Linked DNA regions of Homo sapiens: regions 1, 2, 4, 5, 6 and 7 are each linked to region 3. Evidence: chromatin loops called from intact Hi-C (ENCODE). Cell type or tissue: IMR-90. All regions are shown on one strand.

Evidence for each region. Hi-C counts contacts between places; a loop is a spot of excess contacts. Peaks named below come from ENCODE experiments on the same cell type or tissue, not always from the same donor. Only the 100,000 strongest peaks of a DNase experiment are listed, where the experiment ranks them.
Region 1: a loop joins it to region 3, with 2.5 times the contacts of the local background. A loop is called at or near these places in 10 of 110 quality-filtered maps.
Region 2: a loop joins it to region 3, with 11 times the contacts of the local background. A loop is called at or near these places in 91 of 110 quality-filtered maps.
Region 4: a loop joins it to region 3, with 2.2 times the contacts of the local background. A loop is called at or near these places in 21 of 110 quality-filtered maps.
Region 5: it touches region 3 in a loop (9-fold over the local background); 5 of 110 quality-filtered maps call a loop at or near these places.
Region 6: a loop joins it to region 3, with 2.3 times the contacts of the local background. A loop is called at or near these places in 16 of 110 quality-filtered maps.
Region 7: it touches region 3 in a loop (10-fold over the local background); 54 of 110 quality-filtered maps call a loop at or near these places.

Annotation. Positions count from the first base shown.
Region 1 is chr4:76,609,216-76,613,215 of GRCh38, forward strand. All of the region lies in intron 2 of SHROOM3 (shroom family member 3), which reads left to right. Among named protein-coding and RNA genes, the nearest start is that of MIR548AH, 36 kb to the left of the region's middle. In IMR-90, a CTCF peak has its summit at 2,045; DNase peaks (open chromatin) are centred at 2,076 and 2,666; H3K4me3 peaks cover 350 bases; H3K27ac peaks cover 1,640 bases.
Region 2 is chr4:76,746,740-76,750,739 of GRCh38, forward strand. SHROOM3 (shroom family member 3) reads left to right here. Exons shown (of 11, transcript NM_020859.4): 6 at 2,278-2,351. The region is part of intron 1 of SHROOM3-AS1 (SHROOM3 antisense RNA 1); the gene reads right to left. Among named protein-coding and RNA genes, the nearest start is that of SHROOM3-AS1, 54 kb to the right of the region's middle. In IMR-90, a CTCF peak has its summit at 2,146 (motif pointing left); no DNase peak of the experiment used is centred here; H3K27ac peaks cover 638 bases.
Region 3 is chr4:76,508,800-76,512,799 of GRCh38, forward strand. All of the region lies in intron 1 of SHROOM3 (shroom family member 3), which reads left to right. Among named protein-coding and RNA genes, the nearest start is that of MIR4450, 63 kb to the right of the region's middle. In IMR-90, a CTCF peak has its summit at 2,468 (motif pointing right); a DNase peak (open chromatin) is centred at 2,482.
Region 4 is chr4:76,587,976-76,591,975 of GRCh38, forward strand. The region is part of intron 2 of SHROOM3 (shroom family member 3); the gene reads left to right. Among named protein-coding and RNA genes, the nearest start is that of MIR548AH, 14 kb to the left of the region's middle. In IMR-90, no CTCF peak of the experiment used is centred here; a DNase peak (open chromatin) is centred at 2,446; H3K27ac peaks cover 611 bases.
Region 5 is chr4:76,982,264-76,986,263 of GRCh38, forward strand. The region is part of intron 1 of SEPTIN11 (septin 11); the gene reads left to right. Among named protein-coding and RNA genes, the nearest start is that of SEPTIN11, 35 kb to the left of the region's middle. In IMR-90, CTCF peaks have their summits at 840 (motif pointing left) and 2,094; DNase peaks (open chromatin) are centred at 2,038 and 2,818; H3K27ac peaks cover 2,800 bases.
Region 6 is chr4:76,656,765-76,660,764 of GRCh38, forward strand. All of the region lies in intron 2 of SHROOM3 (shroom family member 3), which reads left to right. Among named protein-coding and RNA genes, the nearest start is that of MIR548AH, 83 kb to the left of the region's middle. In IMR-90, no CTCF peak of the experiment used is centred here; DNase peaks (open chromatin) are centred at 1,647 and 2,217; H3K27ac peaks cover 1,849 bases.
Region 7 is chr4:77,042,805-77,046,804 of GRCh38, forward strand. No RefSeq gene overlaps it. Among named protein-coding and RNA genes, the nearest start is that of CCNI, 31 kb to the right of the region's middle. In IMR-90, CTCF peaks have their summits at 1,940 (motif pointing left) and 2,857 (motif pointing right); a DNase peak (open chromatin) is centred at 1,827; H3K27ac peaks cover 1,041 bases.

The DNA.
Region 1 (4,000 bases), 100 kb after region 3:
TGCAAATTCAAGTAATCTTTTTCCAGGCCTCTAGTACATCATAGTCCATATAGACAATCTGTTTTGGTATGTTTGTTTGTTTGTTTGTTTTGGAGACAGGATCTTGCTCTGTCAGCCAGGCTGGAACACAGATCACAGCTCATTGTAACCTCAAACTCCTGGGCTCAAGCAATCCTCTTGCTTCAGCCTCCTGGGTAGCTAAGACTACAGATTTATGCCACCATGCCCAGCTAATTTTTGTTTTTGTTTTGGAGAGATAGGGTCTTACTATGTTGCCTAGGCTGGCCTCATGAGATTCTCCTGCCTCAGCCTCCCAAACTGTTGGGATTACAGGCGTGAGCCATTGCAACTGGCCCTCAGAATCTGTATCTGACCATGTTTCTCTTCAGGATCAGAAGTCTTTAAAAAAGAAATGTGAAAAAACAAATTACGTTGTAAACTCTTAGTTTCCTTTCAAATGACCCCAGTCTATCAGAATAGACTAGATGTTAAGAGCAGTGTTAGCAGGCAATTAAGTCTTTTGTGCCCATCCACCACTTCCTAACATTTACCTAAATAGAGAGTCTAGAATATCATGTTTACACCATTATGTATTCTGTCTGGAAGTAACAATATAAAAGATAACATTAATTTACTTTTTTTCAGTAGATGCTACTGAACTGTGAACATCTTATTAGGCTCGAGTTTAGATTTTCAAACTTGTCTCAGGAAGCTGTTGCTACCTGGTACCCATTTTGTTTTATTTTTATTTATCTTTTGGAGGACAAGGAGAGAATGACTTTGAAAAATCTCCTGGGCAAGAAAGGGGAAGACTTTTCTGCAAGGAAAATGGATTGTACTTTGTTTTCCTTCATAAAGGGTAATGAGGATATAATCTCAAAGCTACGCTTGACCATCATCTGTCAAACCAAAGCAAATAAGCCAGTGCCTGTCTTTCCTTATTGTAAAACTAAAAGAGAAGATAACCACCATGTGGCAGTTGTCTAGCCAAAAAAAATCACCCTCATTTCAGAAAATGTTTACTTTTTCACTCTCATTGAGTGATATGCCATCGAGGTATGAGTTAGATGTTGGCATTTTGTGGAAAGGTTTTCTTTGTTTAGCAAAATCACAGCTGTTCATTTCTGGTAATTTTGAATTTCCTAAAAAGTGGCCATAGCTTCAGAATTTGATTTTTAGTAACCTTTAGCAGACTGAGAGTTTTTCTGGTTTGAAGATTATATTGAAACACCAAAAAAAAGTAGAGTGGTTTGTGTTTTACTTTATGTATTAATGTGAAATTTGGAGATGAAGCCTCTTGTTGCTGAAATAACTGCATCCCCTCGTCTTCCGCTGTCCACTTTTATATATTTCCTAAATATCCACAAATCTTGATACACTCTTGTAGTGATTTGATTCTTGTTTTGTTCATATGTGTGTTTTTTCCACTAATGTACACCTTTGGGAATCCACTCCCAGCCTTTCCATGATTTCTTCTGTAATTTGGGTTTTATTTTTAAAGCTGTTGGCATCCGTGTAGAGGGATCCTGCCGTTACCCCTCTCCAGATCTTAAGGTTATCTCCCTATTCTGTTGATTGAGAGATCCAAAGTCAAAGGTGAGTCAGGGATTTCGTGTGCAGGTTCTCACTGATGAACATGTTTTCTCCAGACCCAGCTGGGGGGTTAAGATTCAGGCAATTGGTGACGAGAGGGGCTGCTTTCCTCCAAGTTCAGTAGCCCTCCCTCAAATGAGAAACTATTTCACAACAATCTCAACCCATTTGTCCTCCACTGTGGATAGGGATGGGGGAGGGGCTTGCTTGAAGAGTTCTAAGGTGATTTTTTTCCCATTAAAAAAATTGCAGTAAAGTATACATAACATTAAATTGACCATTTTAACCATTTTAAGTGTATAATTTGGTGGCATTAAGCACCTTCACATTGTTGTGCAACCATCACCACTACCAATCTTTAAGTGAGTTGAAGATGATTTTTTTAAAGTTACTTCTTGCCTCAGCTCCCAAATTCCAGTTGACTTTGTGCGCCCTCTCTCTGTGTCTCTCTCTCTCTCTCTCTTAAAGTCTGCGTTCTCATTCTGATTATTTAACTTGGAGAGTGTGAAGGATTTTTTTTTTTTAACACTGCATGATGAATTGGTCTCAGTGGAATTCAAACGATCTCGTTGTTTTGGTTATTTCTTATCGGGAATGCTGGATTTTTTTCTAAGAGCCATGGCAGGGGTGAAGGGGCACAAGGGAGCCACCTCCTTTTGAGTCAATTTAGCAAAAGTGAGAAAACGGTGGGGTGATAGGAAGTCATTCCTGGATGCTAAAGGGGCATCCTGGCTCCCTGAAGAAACTGAGACTCCCAGTTTTTACGTAGTGAACTTTCTGGCTGTAATTTAGGGCAAACTCCTTACTGTTTTTATATTTGCCCTCCATTGATAAGAACTTCTTAAGGTCACAGTGTCCTTGGGTAATGAAGCTAGGCAGAGGAAAGTTCTTTAATATTTACCTAGTGTGCACGCCATACCAGGAACTCTACAAGGAAACACACGGAACATGCCCAGCCTCTGGATCAGCCTGACTTGGGGAGACTGCCCGTCAGGCACACCCTGTGCTGGCTCCAGCTTCTGGAGTTTCTGGCGAATCATACCTGAAAGGATTATCATCTTCACCCAGTGTCCGGATCATCAGCCATGGAAGTTTGTTTGTTCAACACAGGCTGAATCAGTTCCATGTTGAATAACACACATTTTCCTTCTTGAAATATTCTTAGAACAATGTTTTCATTTTCTCCAAGGAAAAACTTGCTCAGACACAGTTCTTTCTGATCCAAACCCCCTGCTTGCCTCTGCCTCCTCTCATTGTTGTAAAACCCAAGTGTTTCTATTCCTCTACTCTAAACCCGCTCAGAGGGAATTCTGCCTTTTGATTTGGAGGTATATTTTTCCATCCACATATGGCAGTATCCAGTAATAATATTATACATCTAAAGGAAGGAGCAAAATTTTAATCTGTGTGCAGCTGCATGTATCCTGCTTCTCTCCTATGGCAGGATTTTCTAGTTAAACCTCTGGCTAGTTGGAAGATGATATTAGTTATAGAACTAGTTTGTTTAGCCAAAAAAGATATAAGTGGAAGCAGTACTCATGATATAGAAATACTTAAAACTTTGGAGAGACAATCTGAAGACCTAACTGGTGTGTTAGTCAGTAAGTTTTAACTCCCTTTAAATTGAGAATGAATCCCAGGGCCCAACATTATGAGATGCTAAGTAGCTTCTAAAGGGATTACTGTCAGACTTAAAAGTGTTTTCTTTTGGCCAGAGCTTTAGTGGTCTTCATATAAAATATCAGCTGCTATTATTATTAAACTTTCTATACTGAAAAATAATGTAGTATAATAATGATATTATTTCAGGCAAGATTTAGTTACATGTTACAAATACTTTAAAAAGTAGGCTGGGCATGGTGGCTCATACCTGTAATCCCAGCACTTTGGAACACTGAAGTAGGAGGATCCATTCAGCCCGGTAGTTTGAGAACAGCTTGGGCAACATAGCAAGACTCCATCTCAATCAATCAATCAATCAAGAAGCCGGATGTGGTGGCATGCTCCTGTAGTCCCAGCTACTTGGGAGGCAGAGGCAGAAGGATCACTTGAAGCCAGGAGTTTGAGTTTGCAGTGAGCTATATGATTGCACCACTGCACTCTAACCTGGGGGACAGAACAAGACCCTGTCTCTAAAGAAAAAATAAAAGTAGACACTATTGAATAGCCAACTAAGTTAGAGTTGAATCCATGTAATATCAGTCTATCCCAGCATCTTATGAGGTGGGTAAACACCAAGTCAGTCAACTTCTATGTTATAAAAACAAAACAAAACAGAGGCAGAAGGGAGAATTCCCAGCATAACGAGTTGGTGGGGGCATTGTAGGATAGGCAGGTGGTTCAGCGTTCCTCCTCAAATATCCCTAACTCCCACCTCACCACTAGGTCCAGTGCAGGGAACTCTTCT
Region 2 (4,000 bases), 240 kb after region 3:
CCCAAAACAGGAGGACTGAGATTCAGTAGACTTTAGATTTACATTATTATTATTATTATTATTATTATTATTATTATTATTATTATTATTATTTTGAGACGGAGTCTCGCTCAGTCACCCAGGCTGGAGTGCACTGGCGCAATGTCGGCTCACTGCAAGCTTTGCCTCCCGGGTTCACGCCATTCTCCTGCCTCAGCCTCCTGAGTAGCTCGGACTACAGGCGCCCGCCACCAGGCCCCGGTAATTTTTTTTGTACTTTTGGTAGAGACGGGGTTTCACCACGTTAGCCAGGATGATCTCGATCTCCTGACCTCATGATCTGCCTGTCTCTGCCTCCCAAAGTGCTGGGATCACAGGCGTGAGCCACCGCGCCCGACCAATTTACATTATTAAGTATGCTAAGAACTGGTGTATTTTTAAGTCAATTTTGAGATAATTAACAAAAATAAATCAGACACTTAACAAGTTGGTATAATTCTATGCCTAGTATTTTTCCCATAGCCACTGTTTTTTTTTCCCTGTAATTGCCATAATAAGCACTTTGTACTTCTTACCAATTTATAGAAAATTAAGTCTTGACAGTGAATATATGCTCAAAGCAAGAAATGCAATAGGAATTTATCTTCCTTGGGCTTGTATCAGATTGGGAAGATATTTTCCTTTGTCAAGTGGTATTTTGATTGATAGAAGATTCAGAGAATTCTCTCAATAGTTTATTACTGGGTCTAATTCCTTTATTTTATCCACATCCACATAAATAGTTTAAGCTCGATATTCTAGGGGCCAAATCATGTGAATACAGAAGTTATATTCATTGTCAAAACGAAATGCAAAGGATGTAATAGGATATGAATACATATTTATACTTTACTGGGTTAGGCGCTCACATGGGACCTAGGCTTTTCCAATTAATTATTGGCAAAGTAGCACATTCTTGTCAACATAGGGAAAAATGGTGGGAAAAGACTTTTAAAGGACCATAAATTTCATGGAGAGCAGGAATTCTCATTCCCTACAGTGATATTTGAGTGAATCAGAACACATGGAATTCATTTTTCTCAAGCCATTCAAGTCTGATTACATCCAGCCCAGCTGCCATTCAACCTATAAAGATTCCATGGCAAGACCTTGGGCTTTGAAGAGATCATGGCTTGAATCATAGTTTCTCCACTTACTTAACTGTGGGCAAGATATGTCACCTTGCTGAGCTGCAATTACATACCCTGCTTCCAATTGTTATAAAGATTAAGTTACAAAAAAAAAGTCAAGTGCCTAATATTCCAGGCATATAATTTGTTGGTGCAAGGTACTTAGCAGAGTGTCTGGCACACAGTAAATACCCAGTACCGGTAGCTGCAATTATTAATAATGTTCAGGGGTTTGTTTCTTCTGCCTGCTCCCACCTTTGACCCTTTCTATTGCTTATTAGTTTCTCAACCACTAAACAAAAACAATGAGGAACGGGGTGAAGAGCAGTTAACCCATTGGGCAGGGTTAAATGGCAAAATAAATTACTGAAATTAAGTTAGAGATTATATATGGATTTAATTTTTCTGGTTTTTGCCTGTCTCCTGTCATAAATAATTGGGAGTTTAATATATTATCATCAATGGCAACATCATCATCTTCATCATGGACCTGATCACAGGGACCAAACTGTATACTATCAAAAACTGACAACCCTTTCAGGACTCCAGTATATACCCTCATTAAAACAAAAACAACTACCCCTGAAAAGGCCCCAGAGTTATTGATCTCACATGTGAGTGAACTTTTTCCTAGAATTTATTGCACCCGATTACAATCCAAATTCATATCTTCACTAATTGTAACTAGGAACATTTGAGATTTTTGCAAAATGTAATAGACTGTCCTTTCCCGTCATCTCTCATATTTCCCTATTGCCATTTGAAAAGTTTGGCCCATTGAATTCATTGTCTTCGTTATCCTATTTCAAGTTTAGCAGTTGTTTTGAACTCCAGAGATAATCGTTAGGAGACTTCTCTTAGTTAGGAAACATCCTTGTTAGAGGAGGCACCTGGTGAGACAGACTGAAGTTCAAATTCTGACTCTGCTTTTTTTTTTTTTTTTTTTTTTTAAATCTTCGGCTTATCTCCTGCATCGATGCCATGGGATTATGTAAGAGTGCCACCACGTGGCCTGACAATAGTAGGTTGCCAGTAAATAGGTGTTCCTTCTCCTTTTTACCTCCACCCTCTTGGTAAATTTAAACACCCGTTTATTGGCAGTAATGCTGTGCCTTTCTTGTGTTTCAAGGATGTGCTTTTGGGGCAAGACAGTGGCTTTGGTCTTGTGAAGGATCCATGTTATTTGGCTGGTCCTGGATCTAGGTATGTACATGTACTTATGATGCTCTCTGCATATGAATGCTGCTGGTGTTAAACTACTCTTGTTCCTTTCTACAAGAAATTGAAATGTGATGTCATATAGTGTCACATGCTTTTTTGATTTGTCTAGGCCATGGATAACTTTTTTTTTTAGTTTTATTATTATACTTTAAGTTTTAGGGTACATGTGCACAACGTGCAGGTTTGTTACATATGTATACATGTGCCATGTTGGTGTGCTGCACCCATTAACTCGTCATTTAGCATGGAGAACTTTTTATTTTCCATTTAGAAATGATTTTCTTTAAGAATGACACTTGTTCAAAATAGGTTTTGAACATGTGCTACTGAGGACAAGGTTGATTTGGCTAACCAGTTTGACAACAGAATAATTAATGGAGGTGCTATTCTTGAGCGTGCCCCATGGCTTTCACAAATGGGGCCTCCTGTGTGGCTGATCTCATCCAGCTCTGTGTGCAGAGCATCACATCTGGTGACCACAGTGCTAGGGAAGAACGGGCATTTCATGAACAGCTTCACAGAGGAAGGCAAACTGTAAGCATCGGAGGTGAAAAATAAAGCTCAAAATCATAACTTTATACATGTGGGGATGGAAAACAGAGGAAAGTCGTTTTTTTAAAATGCCATCAAAATCATATATCCTGGGTAGAAAAGTAAAATGAGCACTTTTTTAGAATTTAAAATTTTGAACTGTTCACATGGGACTTAATAAGTAGAAATTTTCAGAAAGGGTATTCTCTGAACCATGTACTCTGTATGTAGTTTTAATGCAGCATTACAGAGTTATCTACTATAATCTATTATTACTAATGATAATACACCTACACCCTACCTACTCCTTTCTACGTTTTTAAGCCATTTCCTTAATTTTTCTTACATTTCATTCAATCATTGTTTCTACATTCACCTTCTTAATAACACAACCTAATTCTGTCAAGTAGAAGCAGCCAACATGGTCAGGAAGTAGGTATTAATTACCTGCTTTCTAGCCAAGATCAGCCTTCTACATTTATATGCTCTTGCTCCTATAGCTGTGTTGACAAGGAAGAAAGTATTCAAGGTGAGGTTGAGGACTTTGGTGAGTTTGGGTGCATTAATTAAATGCTAGAGACAAGGGAAAACTAACAATAAACTAGAGTACTGCTAAAGAAAATTGGTCTGAAATCAAAGACGGGACGAAACAACAAACAATCAAATAACCCTATTTAAAAATGGGCAAAGGTAAAAAAAAGAACAAGATCATGTCCTTTGCAGCAACATGGATGGAGCTGAAGGCCATTATCCTAAGCAAATGAACACAGAAACAAAAAAACAAATACTGCACGTTCTCACTTACAAGTGGAAGCTAAGCATTAAGTACACATGGACACAAAGAAGGGAACAATAGACACTGGTGCCTATTTGAGGGTGGAGGGTGGGAGGAAGGTGAGGATTGAAAAAACTACCTATCAGGTACTATGCTTACCTGGGTGACAAAATTATCTTTACATCAAACCCCAGCGTCATGCAATTTACCCATGTAACAAACCTGTACATGTACTCCTTGAACCTAAAATAAAACTTGGAAAGGAAAAAAATAATTGAAGGTGACAGGTGAGGGGGGCTGTTGGTTGGCTCAGTGGCAATATCGA
Region 3 (4,000 bases):
AGTAATTTGTAAACAGCATAAATTTGTTGCTCATAGTTATGGAGTCTGGGAAGTCCAGGATCAGAGCACCAGCAGATTCAGTATCTGGTGAGGGCTTGCCTTCTGCTTCCAAAATGGCACCTTGTTGCTTGACTTTACATGGTGGAAGGCGGAAGGACAAAGGAATAGAGCCCTTCCTTCAACCTGTTTCATGACAGCACTAATCCCATTCATGAGGTTGGAGTGTTCATGACTTAATCACTTCCCAAAAGACACACCTCTTAATACTATCATACTGACTATTAGATCCTAACATGAATTTTGGAGGGACACATACATTCAAACCATAGCAATATGTTTTGCATTTCTTTTGTTCAATTTATTTCTAAGTATGTTCTTCTTTTTGAAGCTATTATAAATGGAATTTTTTTAAAATTTCATTTTCAGATTGTTCATTGCCAGTGTATACATATCCCCCCCTCCGAATCCAGCATCCACAATATTTTTAATAATGACAGGATCCGGTTAGTTTTTGTAGTACAGCTGGCCTCTTGGCCTCTGGTGTAGGGTTTGGAGTAGCTGTGCAGGTACCTGGGGCCTTACTGAAATGCTTGTATATTTCTTGGTCCTTGTGAGGATGAAAGAGCAGGACAATGCATAGACTTTGGGGGCGTCCAGGTCAGGACCTTGCCCTCCAATTATGATCCCCACAACCATTCATTTTGTGTTCTTGGCCAGGAAACTTCATTTTCTTGATCATCTGGCCTGTTGCTGCCACTCATGAATATCCTCTACAGCACAACTTGGTTGAAGGTGGAGTTGGTTCCTCTGGCCAGAAACATGTACCGCTTGACCAACAGCTTTAGATCAATTTCCTGGCTCTTGAGTTTCTGGCACTGGGTTCCTTGTGGCAGGTGTGGACTCCCATGATGGTGCCTCCTACTCAGCCATGTCCAAAAAAGTGAGCACTCTCAGACTCTTTAAATACTTTATTTGGAATTTTTGGACATTTACCCAATTTTTACCTAATTTTTTCCATATAGAATTACACATATTCAGAAGTGAGCTAAGAGTCTTTTTCTTATTGGATCATTTAGGTTACCTTAGGTCTGAAATTCTCAGATATGTATTGCTCTCATCTACTAGATCCTTGAAATTTGCCAAAATTTAAATTATTTTTGGCAAAATTGAGCAAATATGAACACTTCCAATGTCAGTGAGGAAGTGTTAAAGTGAGTACTTCCATATACTATTGGTGGGACTGTGAAATGGTGCGGGCACTCTGAAAATAAGTTTGCCAATACCAAAATCCTCAGTTAAGATTGTAATTTTAGACCCCGTACTTTTCCTTCTATAAATCTATCATTAAAATACTGAGATCCAGACCAAGATTTATATATAAGACCTCCTCAGTATTATTTTATAGTACAAACGTGTTGAAATCAATTTCAATGTGCCATAAAAATATTTATCTATGCATTAAAAAAGGCTGAAAGGAAATATATCAAATTGTAATAATGTTATCTCTGAAGAATGGGATGAGGTAAAGTCAGTATAATCAGTAATAAAAAATGGGGGCAAGAGCACAGATTGTACTAGTTACAGACTTGAGTTTGAGTTCTCTCTCTGCCAGATGTAGCTGAATGACTTTGGGCAAGTTACTTAACCTCTCTAAGCCTCAATTTCCTTAAATATAAGATGGTGGTAATAATAGTTGTTGCCTTATAGGGTTACTGAAAGAATTGAGTGAGATATACACAAAGTGCTTAGCACAGCAGTTGATCCACAGTGAGTGCTAAGTGTTAGCTCTCGTTGTCATTGGTCACCTGGCCTTGTCATATACAACTGCACAATCCCCTGGAAATGTTTCCACTGAATGAGACACCTATGGATTTGGACAGACTGGCTTTTTCTGCCATGTACTTCAATGGCCTTAGTTGTTGAGGACTCGATATGTGCATGTGATGTGAGTGTAATTGACCAGAGAGGTAGTGTGGCACAGGGGAAAGAACAAGGAGACTTTGGTCCCAATCTAGGTCTTGGTTCCCTCATCAGTGAAGTGAAGGGAGCTGGACTAGAGAATTTCTAAGATCTCTTCTGGCTCTAAAATGTTCATTTCTCACCAGGCACGGTGGCTCACACCTGTAATCCCAGCACTTTGGGAGGCCGAGGCAGGTGGATCACCTGAGGTCAGGAGTTCAAGACCAGCCTGGCCAACATGGTGAAACCCCGCCTGTACTAAAAATACAAAAAATTAGCCAAGTGTGGTGGTTGGCGCCTGTAATCTCAGCTACTCGGGAGGCTGAGGCAGGAGAATCGCTTGAACCTGGGAGGTGGAGGTTGCAGTGAGCCAAGATCACGCCACTGCACTCCAGCCTGGGCAACAAGAGGGAAACTCCATCTCAAAAATAATAATAATAATAATAATAATGCCACAGCAATTGTGAATTTAGACTTTTGTCTCCTAAACACAAGGTGGCAGCAAAAGACTAGGCTCTTGGCTGCCATTTGCCAAAACCAGTAGGATAAGATGGTATTATTTAATTTACACTATGTTATAAAGTAAAAGATCTAGGTGGCTTAAGATCACTACCTGCTCTTAGTGGTTTCTATGAGGCCCAGGTTTAATGTCCCTAGAATTATGCTTTTATCGCTATAATCGGAATTCCCCTACTCTCAATATATCCACTGAAGTCACCACTCAACAACACCTCTGCCTACAATTTCTCCAAGGCTTTTTCTATCACTTCTACTGCTTCTTGGAAAAATACCCTTCAAGTTTTCACCTGTGATGAGCAGGGGTCTTGCTGGCAGAATGGCAGCTATGTGCTTTACAAGATAAAAACAACTTCTGTCTTCCAGGATCGGGGAGGATTTGCAGTATGGGGGCTTGGTAGTGCTCTCTCAGGGAAAAAATTTCAAATAAAACACCCATGTGTTGCCAGTCTATTCAAATATGTTCCAATTATAAACAATAGTAGGAAATCTCGATGATCTGTGGGTTGGGTTTCTGTGTTCCTTGGTTGGAGCTGATCACTCCTGGCCAGGTGGGGCTGGAAAAGGATGGTGAGAAAGTGGGAGACAGACCATGAAGTGAGATGGGAAACCCCATTGCAGAAACGGAGTGAGGGGCCTGTCCTCAGAATCTAAAGAAGGTTGTTCTGAAGATCCCTAGGGAAGAGGCCAGGGGCCTAGTTGAGACACAGGTGAGGTGACCCTCAGGAGAATATTTTCAACCTGAGGTCCGAGGGAGTGGGCCTGAGGCCTAAATAGAAAGATCCTCTTTCTTCAGGGACCTTGGGGATTTCCAGGCAGAAGTTGACCTAAGAGAGGCAGTGGGAGTAGAATGGAAGGGCTAAAAAGATAGGGCCAAAGGTCAAGTTAAAGGATTGACATGTAGACTAGAAGGAAATTGACACAAGTACCAGGAAGAAGTTGTTTAATGGTTCTGATAGATGCCACATGACTTAAGCAACTGGAAACTGACCTTGCAACCCCTACAATGGCATTGGGCTCATACCCTGAGATTCCAAAGCAGAGGGGATCTCCAGAGGAGAGGAAGGAGGGCAGGTTATAAACAGAGCCTTTTTTTTTCAGAGAGGATCCTCTTCCTTCTTTTATTTCCTTCCTGCTAAGTGGTAAGAGCAGAAAATCATTAAGGAAAGCAGCAGAAGAAACTGGCAGATCTGGAATGTGGGCCATTTTCTCACCACAATGTGGGCTTCTTCACTTCCGCAGGATTCTACCTGCTTTAGGGGTCACACCCTCTGCAGGGTGCTTGGGGATCGAGGGACAAGGAGGGAAAATGTTTTAACCTTTAAACTGGTGGCCTTTTTGGTGGTTACTATCTAAATTACCTCCAAAATGATTGGGGGTGGGAAGGGGAAAGAAAACCTAACCTGGACCTAAGGGACTTGTGGTAGGGATCGGATACTGCAATGAGCGTGGAATCATACATTTCTCTTTCAACTTGATGAGGTGCTCCCACGGAGGGACAGTTAGCAGAAAATTTGGTAAAGGC
Region 4 (4,000 bases), 79 kb after region 3:
CTGAGTTAAGTGTAAATCATTTTTTGTATGGAGAGGGATAAATACCCTCATCTTATTCCCTAATCTTAGCCCTAATCATTGTCTTCCATAAAAACCCCAGTATCCTAAAAAGGTACAGAAAGGAAGAGGAGAGAGCTGGTTGAAAAACTTCTTAACAATACTTAAAAGTAAACAAAGTCACAAACCCCACGTTTCATATTAAGAGTGTAGAAAGCCCTTGTTCAGGTCTGCAGAGTACCAGGGCACTCCAAATATGTAATTTAACACATTCATTAATAACTATGATAAATAGATATTTTATTCCAAGAACAATATCATTAGAGAGTTAGATTGGAGGGCAAGGGGATTAAGTATCTTAAGTTTATTGTTTCCCGAGTGACCATTTTTAAAAGCCTCCTTCCAGGAACTGTGGAATGCCTGCCAGGCTCCCTGACTGCTGTCTGGTGAGGGTCCCTACTGGTGCTGTGGACAGCACAATACACAATGGGGCACAAGAAAGCCACGCAGCCTCCCCCTCCTAGACACATGCTGTGCACCCCCTTGGCTCTGCTTGGAAGGTTCAGCTCTGCAAATGGAAGGTTGCAAACATCAGACACCTTCTTTCTGTTTCTGTCTCTCTCCCCTTCTTCTCCCCACAGTGTCCAGCCTTGGCCCCTGACTTTTCCTGGGGTTGGGGAGGCCTGTAGGTTCAGAAGCTGAGCAGCTGGGTGAAGACCTCCCTTAGCTCAATGTGCTCTGGCCATAGGGAGCAGACAAGCAAGCTGAGTTTGGGTAGCCCTAGACACATGGAAAAAGAAACAGCTTCCTCACCTCCACCCCTCCATAGATGACTTCATTAAAATGTCGCTGGTTAATAGGGAAAAGGTAGCACTCCTTGTTAGGCCAAACCCCTAAAAGGCATGTTTTTTAGAAAACAAAAAATAAACAAAAAAAAAATCCCCAGCAGTCTTAATGATCACATTTTGGTGACGGGTGGGAAGGTATACTTTCATACAAATGGATGATTTTGGAAGGCATGAACCTAAGCTGTCTCACACAATTTTGCTTCTTAGTTGGACTGACTGGTTTAAAAAATGAAGCCCAAATGATAGCCGCAGAGCGGTATGGGTGGCATATCATCTGATCCCATTGAGATAAAAGCTCTCAACAAACTTGTGTGAACCAAAACTGATAGAATGAGTGATGTTCCACAAGTGATCAAGAGACTCCTAGCTGGGTGCGGTGGCTGACGCCTGTAATCCCAGCACTTTGGGAGGCCAAGGTGGGCAGATCACCTGAGGTCGGGAGTTTGAGACCAGCCTGACCAACATGGAGAAACCCTGTCTCTACTAAAAATACAAAATTAGCCAGGCTTGGTGGCGCATGCCTGTAATCCCAGCTAATCGGGAGGCTGAGGCAGGAGAATCGCTTGAACCCAGAAGGCGGAGGTTGCAGTGAGCTGAGATTGTGCTATTGCACTCCAGCCTGGGTGATAAGAGTGAAACTCTGTCTCATAAAAAAAAAAAAAAGAAAAAAGACTCCTGGCATCAGTCACTGAAGGAGGACTTTGCTTCTGCACTGGAAGCCTGGCTTTAAAGCAAAAACTCTGGTGTTGGAATGTAAATGAGCCCCACCCTGGGAAGCTATGGCTGCTCAGAAACACTTGGTTTTTTCCAAGTACCAAAGCTCCCTAGTAAGCAGTAGAGCTACCAGTAGACTCTGCCCACTAAAACATGTGTTCCACATTGCCCATCAGCCCTCCAGGGGCGGGGGTCCCAGCAATCAGCCTCTGAAGGGAATCTCCAAGTTCTTCCCTTATCTTTACTCTCACAGCAGTGGAGGCACAGTCTCAGTGACCTGATACTTATGCATTTATTTCTCAGTTGTTTATTAATCGTGGATCATTAGTTCTTCCATCTGAGGTAGGTCATATATCATTATCCTAGTGTGGAAGAGAGAGAGAAAAAGAATGAAATGGAAGAATTTGTCCAACACTACCAAGAAGTTAGTGAGAAATTAGAACCTCAAATACCATGCGGTTCTCCTTCCCTTTTTGTCTTTCTGTCAAAACGGAAATCAGGGATCCTTAAACCTTTCCCTGAGCAGTTCTCTCTGGGCACTAAAATGCTTCAGGCCAAAAATATGCTGGTTCTCTTAACTGGATCACTCTGTGACTGAAAGAGAGAGCATTAAAACAATGAAATGAATTGGGTGTGTGCTCACCTGAACAACTCAAAACCCCAGCGGGTTGCTGGTAAAGTTTTCCTGAAGCCTAAATTGAGGACAGCACCCTCTCTCCTCTGGCTTTTTCCTAGAAAGACCTGATCATTTAGTTTATAACAAATTTCAACCCTGGCCCCTTGACCAGGGAGGCCAGTTGCGGGTGAGCCGTCTGAAGGTGGCTGGCCTGCATTGCCTCCGAAGGTATTTCAGGAATGTTAATGGTATGCCTGAGTGGAGGCCGCAGAGCTCCGAGCTCAGGCCTGAGAACTGTTCTTGTGGCCATCTGTTGTGGCCCAGGAAGTCTCATAGCAACAGCTTCTCAAGAATGGTGCTTTTTTTTTTTTTTTTAATTAAAATTAACTCACACAAAACCAAAAAACTGCTCCACTGCTCAAGAAGAATCAGGACAGCATTCAGATTTTTTCTACACAGTGATGAGTTTTTAAGGAAGAAAAGCCCCCGCATCCTACATTCCTGTTCTTTAAATGAGCAATTTGTACTTGGTGTTGAGGTCTTAATTTTTTTTTTTTCTCCCCCGGGGTAGAAGTCTTTCTTTGGAAAAGAATGGAGGTGAAAACAAGTTTCCAAGGCTGTGGAGAAAATAGTCAGCAAAAATATGGTTAGGAAAAAAGTGGTCAGTTTTTTTGAGATTTTCTTGGTATTTGTTGTTCTTAGCGATCCTGTCGGCAGCTGCATTTTTCCCCCTCTGTAATAATGTGAGCTTTATATGCCTGGCTATTTAGTTAGTGAAATGAACTTCAGACAAAGACACTAATTTTACCATGATGATGTATGCCCTCCGGTATGAATATCGAATCTGTGCAACAGCTGACCTCAGAAAAATAGGTAGGGAAAGTAATAATTATAGTTTCATATTTTTTCATTGATGAGACATTAAGTTAGTCATTTACAAAAACTGAGGTTTTTCCTCAGGATAGAAGATACTGTAAAATGATAAATACATGAAGCCTGGGCAGGCATGCCAGACAGAGACAAAAGAATTCTATTCTGTTCCGCATTGTACCCCTTACCAGGCTATTTCAGGAAGGCACACGGCCTGTCAGAGCACAGTGCCTCATCTGCAAATCTGATTCCTGCATTGTTAAGGAGGTTAAATATAATCACCTAAAAGGAACTTGGGAAAAGATCCTTGAATCTGAATGGCGTCTATAAAGAAGTATTATACACTGTCATTCTTGCTGTGGCACAACCCTGGGAAAACATTTTCATGAGAACTTTTAGATCTCCTTCACTTTTTAGTTTGGCACACTTCCCTCAAGTTTTGTGACATGAAATTTCCCAGAAGAGTCGCAAAATATTCCAAGTGATTTCTGACTATTATTACATAATTCCTGAATATGCAACACACTTGGAATACTTCTTTATATTCTTGATTGGTAGTGTGTATTGCTACTTATATATTATTCAGATGTAATACATTGCCCTTAGTAATGGCGCCAACCTCTATTTACGTGTTATTTAGATCTATTACATTGCCCTTAGTAATGGCGCCAACCTACCCGGAAAGGGATATGTACTTCAAGTTTTGTTTCTGAAACACAGGTTCCTAATGACGTTTTTCTTTCTATAAAGTCCTGACTCATACCCTCTTTGTGCATATTGCCTCCCATATAAAATATAACCACCACATATTTAGGAAGTGCCTACCATGTATCAGCTGGGTTTCTAGGTACCGAGTTTGGAGCTGTGAATAAAAGTAGACAAAAATTCTGGCACACAGTCTAGTCAAGTGACACAGGTAACAAGTCAGATAACACAAAAATAAGTCAATTGTATT
Region 5 (4,000 bases), 470 kb after region 3:
GCAGTGGTGTGATCTTGGCTCATTGTAACCTCCGCCTCCTGGGTTGAAGCGATTCTCCCACCTCAGCCTCCTTAGTAGCTGGGATTACAGGCGGGTGCCACCATGCCTGGCTAATTTTTGTATTTTTAGTAGATACGGGGTTTCACCATGTTGGCCAGGCTGGTGTCAAACTCCTGGCCTCTAGTGATTGCCTGCCTCAGCCTCCCAAAGTGTTGGGATTACAGGCATAAGCCACCACCCCCGGCCCAGATCTTATTTCATCTTACCATAACCTAGGGCAAAACTGACCTGCTTTAAGAGAGTTTTACATTTTTGCTCTGGTCCACATTCATCTCCATTGTCTAACCCTGTAATCTTTGTAGTATATTTCATCATGAAACATTTCAAAATCATCTTCCATTTTACCTCAATAACTTATCTCCCTAATAAGACTCAAATTCCTTAAGAATCTTTTGTATTTCCTAGAATTCTTGTTACAAACACAACACCTAAACATTTGCAGTTTACTTTCATTTTTGGAAGGCTTCCTCCAAAGGCTAGCTAGTTTGTGGTTAGCTGCCCTTATCAGATTCAGTGTAAAAGGTTTGCCTTGGTAGCCTGAGAGGGATCTAGTTTACCATGCTTTTACTAATATCTATCTTTTTTCTCCTGGAGACAGTTGTGTGTTTTTTTTGTTGTTTTTTGTTTTTGTTTTTTTTTTAGCTGGGGAAATGCCAATATTCATTATTATATCTTATCCTAAAGTTACACAGGAGAAATAGGGATGTTGAAATAATGTATACTTTGGTAGGCAGAATCCGAAAATGGCCCCAAGATCCCAGCCCCCTGGTGTACACGCTCTGCATAATCCCCAGAACTTGTGAATATCACTCCCACAGGTAGGTTATGGCACAGCTGTCGTTTAGAAATGGAGATTGACCTGGGTGGACCTTACCTCATTAAGCAGTCCCTTAAAAGGGACCAGACTGTTCCTGAAGAAGGATATTTGACATGTGAGAGGGACACAGGGAGATTTTTCATTGCTGACTTTGAAGACAGAGGTGACCTCGTGGCTTGGAACCGTCAGTGACTTTTTGGAGCTGAGTGCAGCCTCTGACAGCGAGTAAGGAGAGAAGGCCCTCAGTCCTACAGCTGCAAGGAATTGAGTCTGCCCACATCTGGAATGAGCTTGGAAGAGGGTATTTCCCCAGAGCCTTGAGAGGACAACCTCCTTAGCTTGGCCCACACTTTGATTTCAGCCGTGTGATAACCCAGGCAGAAAGTCCAGCTACACCATGCCCAAAGTTGTGACCTATGAAACTGACTGCTAATAAATGGATGTTGTTTCAAGCCACTAAATTTGTGATAATTTGTTATATGGCAGTAGAAAACTAGCACATGCCCCACATTTATGTAAACAACCCCTATTCCATCCTGATATTGTTTTATCCAGGGTTGAGATTAAGACACAGTAGAACTCTTAGAGGCCAGGTGTGGTGGCTCATGCCCGTAATCCCAGCACTTTGGGAGGCCGAGGCAGGCAGATCACAAGGTCAGGAGTTCAAAACCAGCCTGGCCAACGTGGTGAAACCCCGTGTCTACTAAAAATACAAAAATTAGCTGGGCGTGGTGGCAGGTGCCTGTAATCCCAGCTACTCGGAAGCTGAGGCAGGAGAATTGCTTGAACCCTGGAGGCGGAGGTTGCATTGAGCCGAGATCGCGCTATTGCACTCCAGCCTAGGCGACAGAGCAAGACTCCATTTCAGGGAAAAAAAGAAAAGAAAAAAAGAACTCTTAGGAAGACTTGAGGATTTTGGCCATAATTGTTTAGTAATATTTGTAGAGCAAGACCAGATGTTAATTGGTATGTTTATTTCCTCAATATGTATCATGGTTTTGGTCATTTCTGGTATAATTCCTCAATTTTCAGGTGCTGGAAATGTGTCACTGGACTCAGATGTTCTAGGTCAGCCTGGATTAGGAACTGAACATGCCTTGGGAGGAGAAAGCAGCCAGGTTGTGACTAGGGGAAACAGCCCTGGTGCTTTTGTTCATGACTTGCTTGGAACTGGATTGGATTTTTTTTTTTTCTTCTCTCACAGAGACTGCCATCACATGGCCATTACTGTAACTGAAAATCCCCTGCCTTTTCAGAAAGGCACAGAAATATATGGTATCTTTCAGAAAGGAAGTGGCTAATTTATATCCGGTGATAGAAATGGTGGCATCGGGAAGGAAGCGTCCCATCCATATTTCATTATTTGCTGATGAATGCATTCAGTGAATAGAAATAGATGAACTGAGCCACAATATTTCTCAAACAGGAAATACTGAGGAATAGATGTGTGAATATGAGTAGCACAGGACATAAAAAGTTGAGGAAAAAACTTCCAACTGCTTTGAGCCTCTTAATTCTATTTGACCTCCTATTCGTCACTGTTTTGAAGATATTCCATAGGATAAAGACAGGGCAGGAGGGACAAAAATGACCCAAATAAACAACAGTGAGACAAGTGGGTGGTTTTATGCTCTGCAAGAGACGTGATATGTCTTAAATGGAACTGGGTTGTTTGGGACCCACTGGACAGCAAGAGGGTTTTGAAATGGTTTATGACCTCTTCCCCACTTCCCCGCTTGCTTTGCTCATTAGTGTTCCTAGGTGGCTGCTGGGTGACGGGCTTTTCATCATCTCTGATGTGGGCCAGTGCGAAAGAGCAGCTGCAACATCTGTTTCTAATTGGGTCGTGCCTTTATAAATACTTCTTGCCTATTTGTCACATTGCTTCCCTCCCACCCTGTCTTCCTTGGAGTACTGCAGAATCTGTAAGCGTCCCTGGAATGCACACGTGGACCTTGTCATTCCCAAACAGACTTTCTGCTGGTCAGCACTTTGTAATGTTCGGCTGTTACAGGCATTAGTCACTTGTGCTCAGAGAGAGACTGTGGTCTTTGGAAACTGAAGAAAATGTCTTTTTTGTTGTTGTTAATTCTTGGCATCCAGTTAGATTTAACTTCTCAAGAGTTTACACAGACTTTTAGAAAAACATTCTGTCTCTAAGAAAAAAGTGCTCTAGCTTTGTACAGTTTTTGGATTTTCACACTTGGTGGTTGTTTGCTGAAATGCTGTTTTGCTAGTGATTCCCCTCCTCCCCCTATCTGGGGTTGTAAGCAGCTCTGGGGCTCTGTTCACTTCGGATACCTGTTTCTGGGGACTGCTTTTCAACAGCGTTTTTCCTAAGGGCATATGAGAAATTTAATTTCTGATGGAATGAAGGTGAAACTCTAGTCCCAGGTAAACCTGGGTAGGCTGTAGAGACAGAAAGGGGGCTGCAGGTCTAGGTGGAAGAACGAGAACGAATGCAGCATGGTATTTCCAGGCCTTTTAGATTCGGCTTCATCCACAACCAATGTGAGTTCTTATCTGCAAAGCGGGCCTAAGTGTAATGGAGGGAAGGTGGGCCAGGCACCAGGGTCCTGGGTTCTCCCGCGCCTCACTCTGTCTCCACCTGGCCCATGCATAAAGAACACTAGTCAAGTAGCCATTGTACCTGTTTCCTTATCTGAAAATGAGAAGGTTGGAGAGTATGACTTCTGTTGAAACAACAAGGCGCTTACAAATTTTGGTGAAGTCGAATGAGGGCAGCGTTAAGAGAAATATCAAAGTTAGTCATTGGATTTCAGGGCTTAGGGATGGAAACCAGCTGGTAGTAGACTGGTTGTAGTTATGTCCAAAGGGCAGAGTGGGAAAAATTTGGCCGAAAAGAGTGTGGTGGGTGACCAGCAAATGTTAGAGGTATACATCAGGGCACAGAGGAGAAAAGCTAACATGATACTGATGACTTCAAGTCTTCACTGTCCAATTCAGAGGATAGGGGAGGGTTTAAGCTGATTAAACAGTGGGCTTTTTTTCTCCTGCAAGAGGGTGGAGGTCTATAACTGTGCAGATTTTATCAGATGCATGCTAATACATGTTATTCTGGGGGACTCTCTTATACCTTGAAGTAGACATTGCTGCTATTTG
Region 6 (4,000 bases), 150 kb after region 3:
ATGGAAACATTACTTACTCTTGCTGAACCCACATGAAAAATGGAAATAATCATCTTACCTTCAAGAGTTGTGAAAAATCAAACAAGTTCCTGGCAGAAAGTAGGTGCTGAATAAATACACATATTCACCAGGCACAGTTGCTCATGCCTGTAATCCCAGCACTTTGGGAGGCTGAGGTGGGTGGATCACCTGAGGTCAGGAGTTCGAGACCAGCCTGGCCGACATAGTGAAACCACCATCTCTACTACTAAAAATACAAAAAATTAGATGGGCGTGGTGGCAGGTGCCTGTAATCCCAGCTACTCAGAGGGCTGAGGCAGGAGAATTGCTTGAACCCAAGAGATGAAGGTTGCAGTGAGCCGAGATCATGCCATTGAACTCCAGCCTGGGCAACAAGAGCGAAACTCTCTCTCTCTCTCTCTCTCGCTCTCTCTCTCTCTATATATATATATACACATATTCATTTGATCATTATACTAGGTTGAGGATTTAAGTTCTTTCCAAAACATTTATGTAAGGCCGTTGATAGATGGTGAGAAGTCTTAATCTAAGTATCAACGTATTTTCTAAAATAATTTTGAACATTGTGAGAGGCAGAGTGAAAGAAACACAGTATTTGAAGTCAAAAGACTTGGTTTGATTCATTTTGTGACTTTTCCTCCTGGTAAATGACATATACACTCATTTATAGCCATTCATGATGTTCAAAGCTATTTGCCTTAACTTGTCCCTGAATATGCCTGCTCATTACTAGCGCTAACATTTTTAAATGGAATATCTGTTACTCATTTATAATTGCTTTCTTTTGGTTCAAAGTGTGCTCTGCTCTCCTAATGTTCCCAAATAGTGAGGGTGCTGCTGTTTGGGGGTGGGGGGGTCCCCTTGGAGTTTAGATTCTGTTTCTGTGGTGCAACAGTGACATCCATTGACCTGTTATGCTAATTATAGAAGAAACCTGCTTCTCTGCTCTGTGACTGTTGGATTTTCTGATATAAAGATACAAAGAGAACAAACTGTCTCCGGGCCCAAGTAAGACAAGCTAGTGGTCAACACCTGGTCCCCTGCAGACTGGGCTGGTTTCAGGACCCTTCCCAAGGATACATATTCTAAGATCAGTGCCAGCTGGGTGTTCCCTTCTGGTCAAGTGGAGACAGTCCTAGAACTGGTCCTCTCCATGGAGTTCAGCACGTTCATTGGGCTGTTGGGAAACCATTGGTTTGGGCTCCAGCATAAGCCAGGGCAAATCACTTTGCCTCTGGACTTTTCCACATTGATAAAATGAAGTCGATAGCAATACCTGCTTTGTAGTTACCAAAGTGCTCTTCCATGCATTTTATAATAACTTCCCACAATCCCACAACAATTGTGAAAATTAGGAAAGCACAGATCAGATCTGCTTAGCATCCACCGACTGTGAGGATGTGAAGCTGAACACCAAATTACAGGGTTTCAAACCTCAAGCCTTGGTGACTTATGTTTGCTACCTTAGTTGGAATTAATGAAATCATTACAGAAATTCCTGCTTCATTTCTGGAAGAGCCCTCAGGGGAGGTTCTAAAAATGGAAAATCAAAGGAAAGGCTATGTGGCTGGATGTGAGAGATTGAGCAATGAGTCAGTATCTTTAAGTAGAAAAAGATTTACATTGCTGGTTTCCATCTCCATAAAGAACATAACAGGAAATAGCAAGACTAAAAATATTTATTTTTGCCTAGTATGTGTCAGATACTCTGTTAAGCATTAAGAATGGAGGATAAACTAGACAAACTGTTTCATACCATCCAGAACCTCACTGTCAAGTGAGCAATACAGAGCAGGAACAGTGAACTATATATAATAGTGTGGTAAATGTTACATCAAGCATTCCTGCAGGATGCTACCCTTCCAAACCCCCTCCCATGTGTGTATGTGTGTGTGTGTTTGTGTGTGTGTGCACATGCCCGCATGTGTGCTTGGTAGGATCCAACTAGTAACTAACATAGGTACCTTTGGATGGATAAACAGATGAATAGTGTCAATTCAACTGGAAGCCAAAACATCAAACATTTTTCAATATCAAAACCAAGCAGATTGCAAAACTGACACATCAGATACATACCACACACAAAAACAAAACCCAAGGATTCAATTGCACTTTGTGTCATTTCATAGTAAATCTTTTTTTGGAAACAATTAGGGAATGTGTAACTAATTTGTGGTGGACTTAGCGAAACCCACCACTGACTCACTGGTAAAGCCTTTTCAAAACACTGTTATGATTAAACAAACCAAAAAAAAAAAGGCTCATCTAAAAATGGACCTCATTCAGATCCCATTCTTCCTTCTCGGTTGGTCCTCTAGCATGAAAAGCTTGGTTCTGGTGTCCCCTCTGATTAAATTGTCTCATTGGAACCCTCATTGTGAATACTCAAGGCCCATCCTTCAGCCACCTCTCCTCTCCCTCAAAGCACTTCCCGATGTGAACTGACTCTTCCTCACTAGAGAGCCTCAAGTGGATGGATCACTCCCTACTTACAGGTGGAACTTTCTGAGGACAGAAGCCAACAGCAGACCCCAGGCACCTTGCCAAGAGGCCAGGCCCCATGACTGAGTTCTTTACTCCCCCACCATCTAGCCATCTGGGCTCCTTTGGAAAAAGTACAGCCCATAGTTTAAAACATTACTTTTCATATTGGTCATTTGGGTTTAGAGCCATATGTTAGACAAACTGAGATTTTAGCCTACAGTTGTTGGCTCTCTTTGCAATTCTTATGTATATGTAACAAGCACCAAAGTATATATCAGAAATCCAGTGAAGTTGCTGTGGGCTTTCAGAAGCATTTATTTATTTATTTATGAGCTAGAGTCTCACTCTGTTGCCCAGGCTGAAGTGCTGTGGCATGACCTTGGCTCACTGCAACCTCCGCCTCCCAGGTTCAAGCGATTCTCCTGCCTCAGTCTCCAAAGTAGCTGGGACTACAGGTGTGCGCCACCACACCCAGCTAATTTTTGTATTTTTAGTAGAGATGGGGTTTTGCCATGTTGGCCAAGCTGGTCTTGAACTCCTGACATCAGGTGATCCACCCTTCTTGGCCTCCCAAAGTGCTGGGATTACAGGCGTGAGCCACCGCACCCAGCCTGAGAAAACTTTTTTACAAAACAAGAAAAGATGGGTTCATTTTGACTGAAGCAACCCATCTAAAACATGCATATGCTGAATAAACCAAGAATGAAGCTGCGCAGGGGTATTCCCAGAGGCTGTGCTCAGATGCTGGGTATCACACGGAGGCCACCAGACTCGAGAGTGTGAAGCTCACTGCCCCTCCCCACCTCACACGCACCTCTCTCACCCACGTCAGGGCACTGCCACCCGCCTCTGTGCACCCCAGCCCCCTCCAGAGCTCTTCTTGCTTGGGAAGCTCCAGCACCATCAGCATCTTCACCATTCATCTTTTAGCAATTTGCACTTGGGCATAGAATAAACCCACAAGGAGCCCTTTGCAGGACTATCTGATTAAGTGCATAGAGTGATTTGAGGTCCTCTCTAGAGGTCTCACTGCCCAAAAATCTTTCACCCAGCTGCTTAGGGTCCCATATCCCTCTATGAGGGGCTCATTCATTTGAGTTAACTCTTACCCTGTCTGTTTTTAAATAGCTACCCCTAGGAGAGAGTCATCAACACCTCAGCGATAACTAGTCTATCACATATTGGTTGCATTATTTTTTATATTTATTTTAATTAATTTTTTTTAAGATGGAGTCTTGCTCTGTTGCCTGGGCTAGAGTGCAGTGGAGCAATCTCGGCTCACTGCAACCTCCGCCTCCCAGATTCAAATGATTCGTCTGCCTCAGCCTCCTGAGTAGCTGGGATTACAGGCACCTGCCACTACACCCAGCTAATTTTTGTATTTTTAGTAGAGACGGGGTTTCACCATGTTGGTCAGGCTGGTCTCAAACTCCTGACCTCAGGTAATCCACCTGCCTCAGCCTCCCAAAGTGCTGGGATTATAGACATGAGCCAC
Region 7 (4,000 bases), 530 kb after region 3:
CAAGCATTCCTCCCACCTCAGCTGCCCACAATACTGAGATTACAGGCATGAGCTACTGTGCCCAGGTTGCATGTGCTAATTTGAGAAGACTAATTGGGAGCCTAGGTGTCTACTCATCTCCCTTTCCTACCTTGCTATTCCTGATTAACAGCTATATATAAATGAGACCTATTGGTTGTCAGTGGAACATCACGTGAGGTACAAAAGATTTCACATCTGCCTCAAATCAGTTACTTGTAGGGATGTGAGATGAATAGCCTTTCAGTCCATTGTGGAAAGTTTCTTCCAAAGTTATGGCACCTAGACCGGGGAGGCAAAGGCTATTATAACAAGATTTTTTTGGTCCCTGTCTCACAAAAGAACAAATAAATGTGTGTGTTTGAGGGTGGGGAACGGGGAGCAGAATAACATTCCATAAAGAGCTGGGCTTAGACAGGTGCATTGGCTCAACATCTGTAATCCCAGCACTTTGGGAGGCAGAAGTGGAAGGATCACTTGAGGCCTGGAGTTTGAAACCAGCTTAGGAAACATAGTGAGACCGTATCTTTAAAAAAATTTTTAAAGTTAGCCAGGCATGGTGGTGTGTGCCTGTAGTCCTAGCTACTCAGGAGGCTGAGGTGGGAGGATTGCTTGAGCCCAGGAGTTCAAGGCTGCAGTGAGCTAGGATCGTGCCACTGCACTCTACCCTGGGCAACAGACCTAGACCCTGTCTCTTATATAAACAAAAGAGCTGGGCTTAACTGTGAACAATGTGTTTAGAACTCTGGAGAGTTGCAGTTCTAGCTTTCCTTGTCTTTTTTTCTTATTCACTCATCCATCTTCCCCCAACCCCTCCTTCCCTCTTTCCAAATACTTTATTGTGTATACTGCACCAGGCCTACATTAGGTACTGGGGATTTAGCCATGCACTATGAATTGAACTTGTATAACTCATATAAGCACAGCAACGTTAAGAGTGAAAGAAAGAAAAGGCAAGCCTTTTCTATGCTAAGTCGTTTGCTGAAGATAGATCATATCCTGAAAAGCAAAAAGGATTCTGCTCCCCACCAGTCACTTTGTCGTGGCTGCTTGCCTAAAGTTGGCCTTCATTCTGGAGTGTCCTATTGCCTAACAAAATAAGCTATTTCCAAGAAATGGGAGACCAGTTCACTAGGCCTAGGGCTATTCAAACTGCTTTTTTACAACCTTACTGTTGTGTAACACAATAAGGTCAACAATTCTGGCATTTGATCTGGTATGAAGGCTATACTTCTAGAGTTAAGAGAAAGGCATTTCATCCTTCTCATTTCATCCTTAACTCCAGAGGCTCTTAGGAACTAAAAAAGTGAGTTCTTCTCAAATTTCTCTGATAAGACATTCTTGGTTATCTTATTACGCCTTTTAAAGTAAAACTGGCACAAGGGAGAGTTATGTCTGACATTGGTCTTACATACGAGTACATCATAAAAGCCACTAAATATGGTGAGGGAAAACTTGCTATTTCTTGATGCAAGCTGTGCTAAGTAAGCGTGCTCTTCAATTTTTCTCTCCTAATGATTGGCCAAATCCAATTCAAACTGAAAGCAGCAAGGTTTTGGGACTTGGCTATATTCAAGCCTTCCCAATTGTATTTCTAGGCTACTTTACAGAACCACACAACTCACTAATTGGGATTTGTAAGACTGGTTCTGGTTTTTCTTGGTCTGAAACGTGGTATCCAGTCACCATCTGCCCCTTAACCCTGGCTGATCTTGCCAAAGTTCCCTGTCTCTCACACACACAGGCCTCCTGTACCTTAAGTAATATGAACTTCTAACTAAGCCAACACAGTTGGCTCAGCAACCAGATGAGTGTTCAACTGCTCACTAACATACAGTAAACTCAACTCAATTTCTCCCAGAAATTGAAAAAGATGCTGTATTTTTCTAAAAGCACCATCTAGTGGCCAAAACTCATAGCATTATTTGATAACAGGTATAGGAGACATTCTCCTCAACATAAAGACTGAAAGAATTTTCGAGGCTTTAGAAGTAACATTTACATGTTAGACAAAACTTCATGATGTCAAATAGAAAGGGTAAACGTTTGAGATGAGTTAGAAGTTGAACCCTGTTAAACTGGGGATGCATTCTGCCAGGTTGGTTGTGAGAACCTGTGACATAGTATCTTCGCTTTCCAGTTGAAAATGTGCAAACTACTTTAGATAAAGATAAGCTCCTCATCATGTTGGCTGTACATCAGTAGCTTAACCACATTTTCTTCTCAAGTGAAAAGCCACCATGCTGCTTTGGGCACTAATGCTCAAGCATAACTTGCTTCAGGAAATCTAGGAGTAAATTTAATAGCTTGAAAATTCAGGTTTGTAAAGAGCACAGAGGACACACACAAGTGGCTGACTCTAATAACACAGGAGAAAATACATAGTATTTCTTGGGGGCACAAACACCAGTGTCTTAATTCTCTCAAGAACATAGGTTCAGATTCTCTTCAACTTGGCTGAGTGAAGAGCTACATTCTACCTTCCTTCACAGCCAAAGGTAGCATCAGGAACATTTATGACAAACTGGTCATATTTGACCTTTTACTGACATTTGGGAGCATTCTGCGTTCCCAGCTTTCCCTTCTCCCTCCAAACTAATACATCGTCTATCTGTAGAGAAAACTTATAGTTCTCTATATAACTAACTTTATATTCATCTCGTAGAGAATGAAGAAGTAAAATATTTAGCTTCCAGTCTGATCTTCAAGGGCTAGAACATGTTTAGGTTTTTTTTTTTTTTTTTTTTTTTTTGGTTGAATGGAGGATTAGAGAATAACTACTATCCCCATCAAGTATATTCCCTTGCCTTTCCAGAGGCTTCACGGAGCGACAGGTTTTTTAACCACCAGGAGGCACAAGACAATTATGATGCAGAGTGCTCAAGTTTCTGGATCTTGAGTTTGTGATGTGATGCCAAAGTTTAACACAAGTAACTTGGGACAGGCTGAGAATAGTTTCAGGTAAAAGGAACTAATTGAACAGCAGGAACTTTTTTTTTTTTTTTTTTTTTTTGATAGTCTTCCTCTGTTGCCCAGGCTGGAGTGCAATGGCACGATCTCGGCTCACCGCCTCCTGGGTTCAAGCGATTCTCCTGCCTCAACATCCCGAGTAGCTGGGATTACACACCTGGTTAATTTTTGTATTTTTTAGTAGAGATGGGGTTTCAGCATGTTGGTCAGGCTGGTCTTGAACTCCTGACCTCGTGATCCGCCTGCCTCAGCCTCCCAAAGTGCTGGGATTACATGCGTGAGCCACCGCACCCGACCGGAACATTCTTAATGAAAAGTTCTACACTGTTCAAGAATACTAGGCTCTTTCTGTCACAAGCCACAGTTCTCTAAGGGCCCACAGTAAGTTGTGAGGAAGTGGGCTCAGTCCTCTGAAATGGTGGCCAAGGTTTAACAGTGCTTTTGAGGGCCAGGTCTCCAAAACTATCACTGAACTGAACGATGGGTTAAATAAGCTCTGAGGCATGAGGGCTAGCAGCCCACTATCCCACTTGATTCGGTGTCCCATGAGAAGAATGCTGTGTTCCAAACTAACTTACCAGCAATTTGTAAATGTTGAAAACCTTAAGACTGAAAAGTGAAAATCCTATTGTCCTCTAACATTCTGCTCAATTTGCAGCTACTGGACTACAAATGAAATACTGACTCTAAACTCAGTTTTATCCCTAGCTGTCTACATAACACAACTATGTCCTCATCTGTTAAATAGGAGGAAGTTTCATAGTATCTGTATCATTTTACAGATACTATGAACATATGCAGTTGTAAACTTCTTAGAGCTCCTACAATTCAGATGAATTAAACAGATGAAGATCAGGATGAGAAATTTTTAAAATGTCTATCTGTGAAGCCAATCCTTTGCTATCTTCCCTCCCACTCCCTTTACTGACATGTGAGTAAATGCTTCCCATTTAATTGGATTTTAAGGTCATAAAACAGGTAAGTCAACCCTACCACAAGAATTTTTTACAAA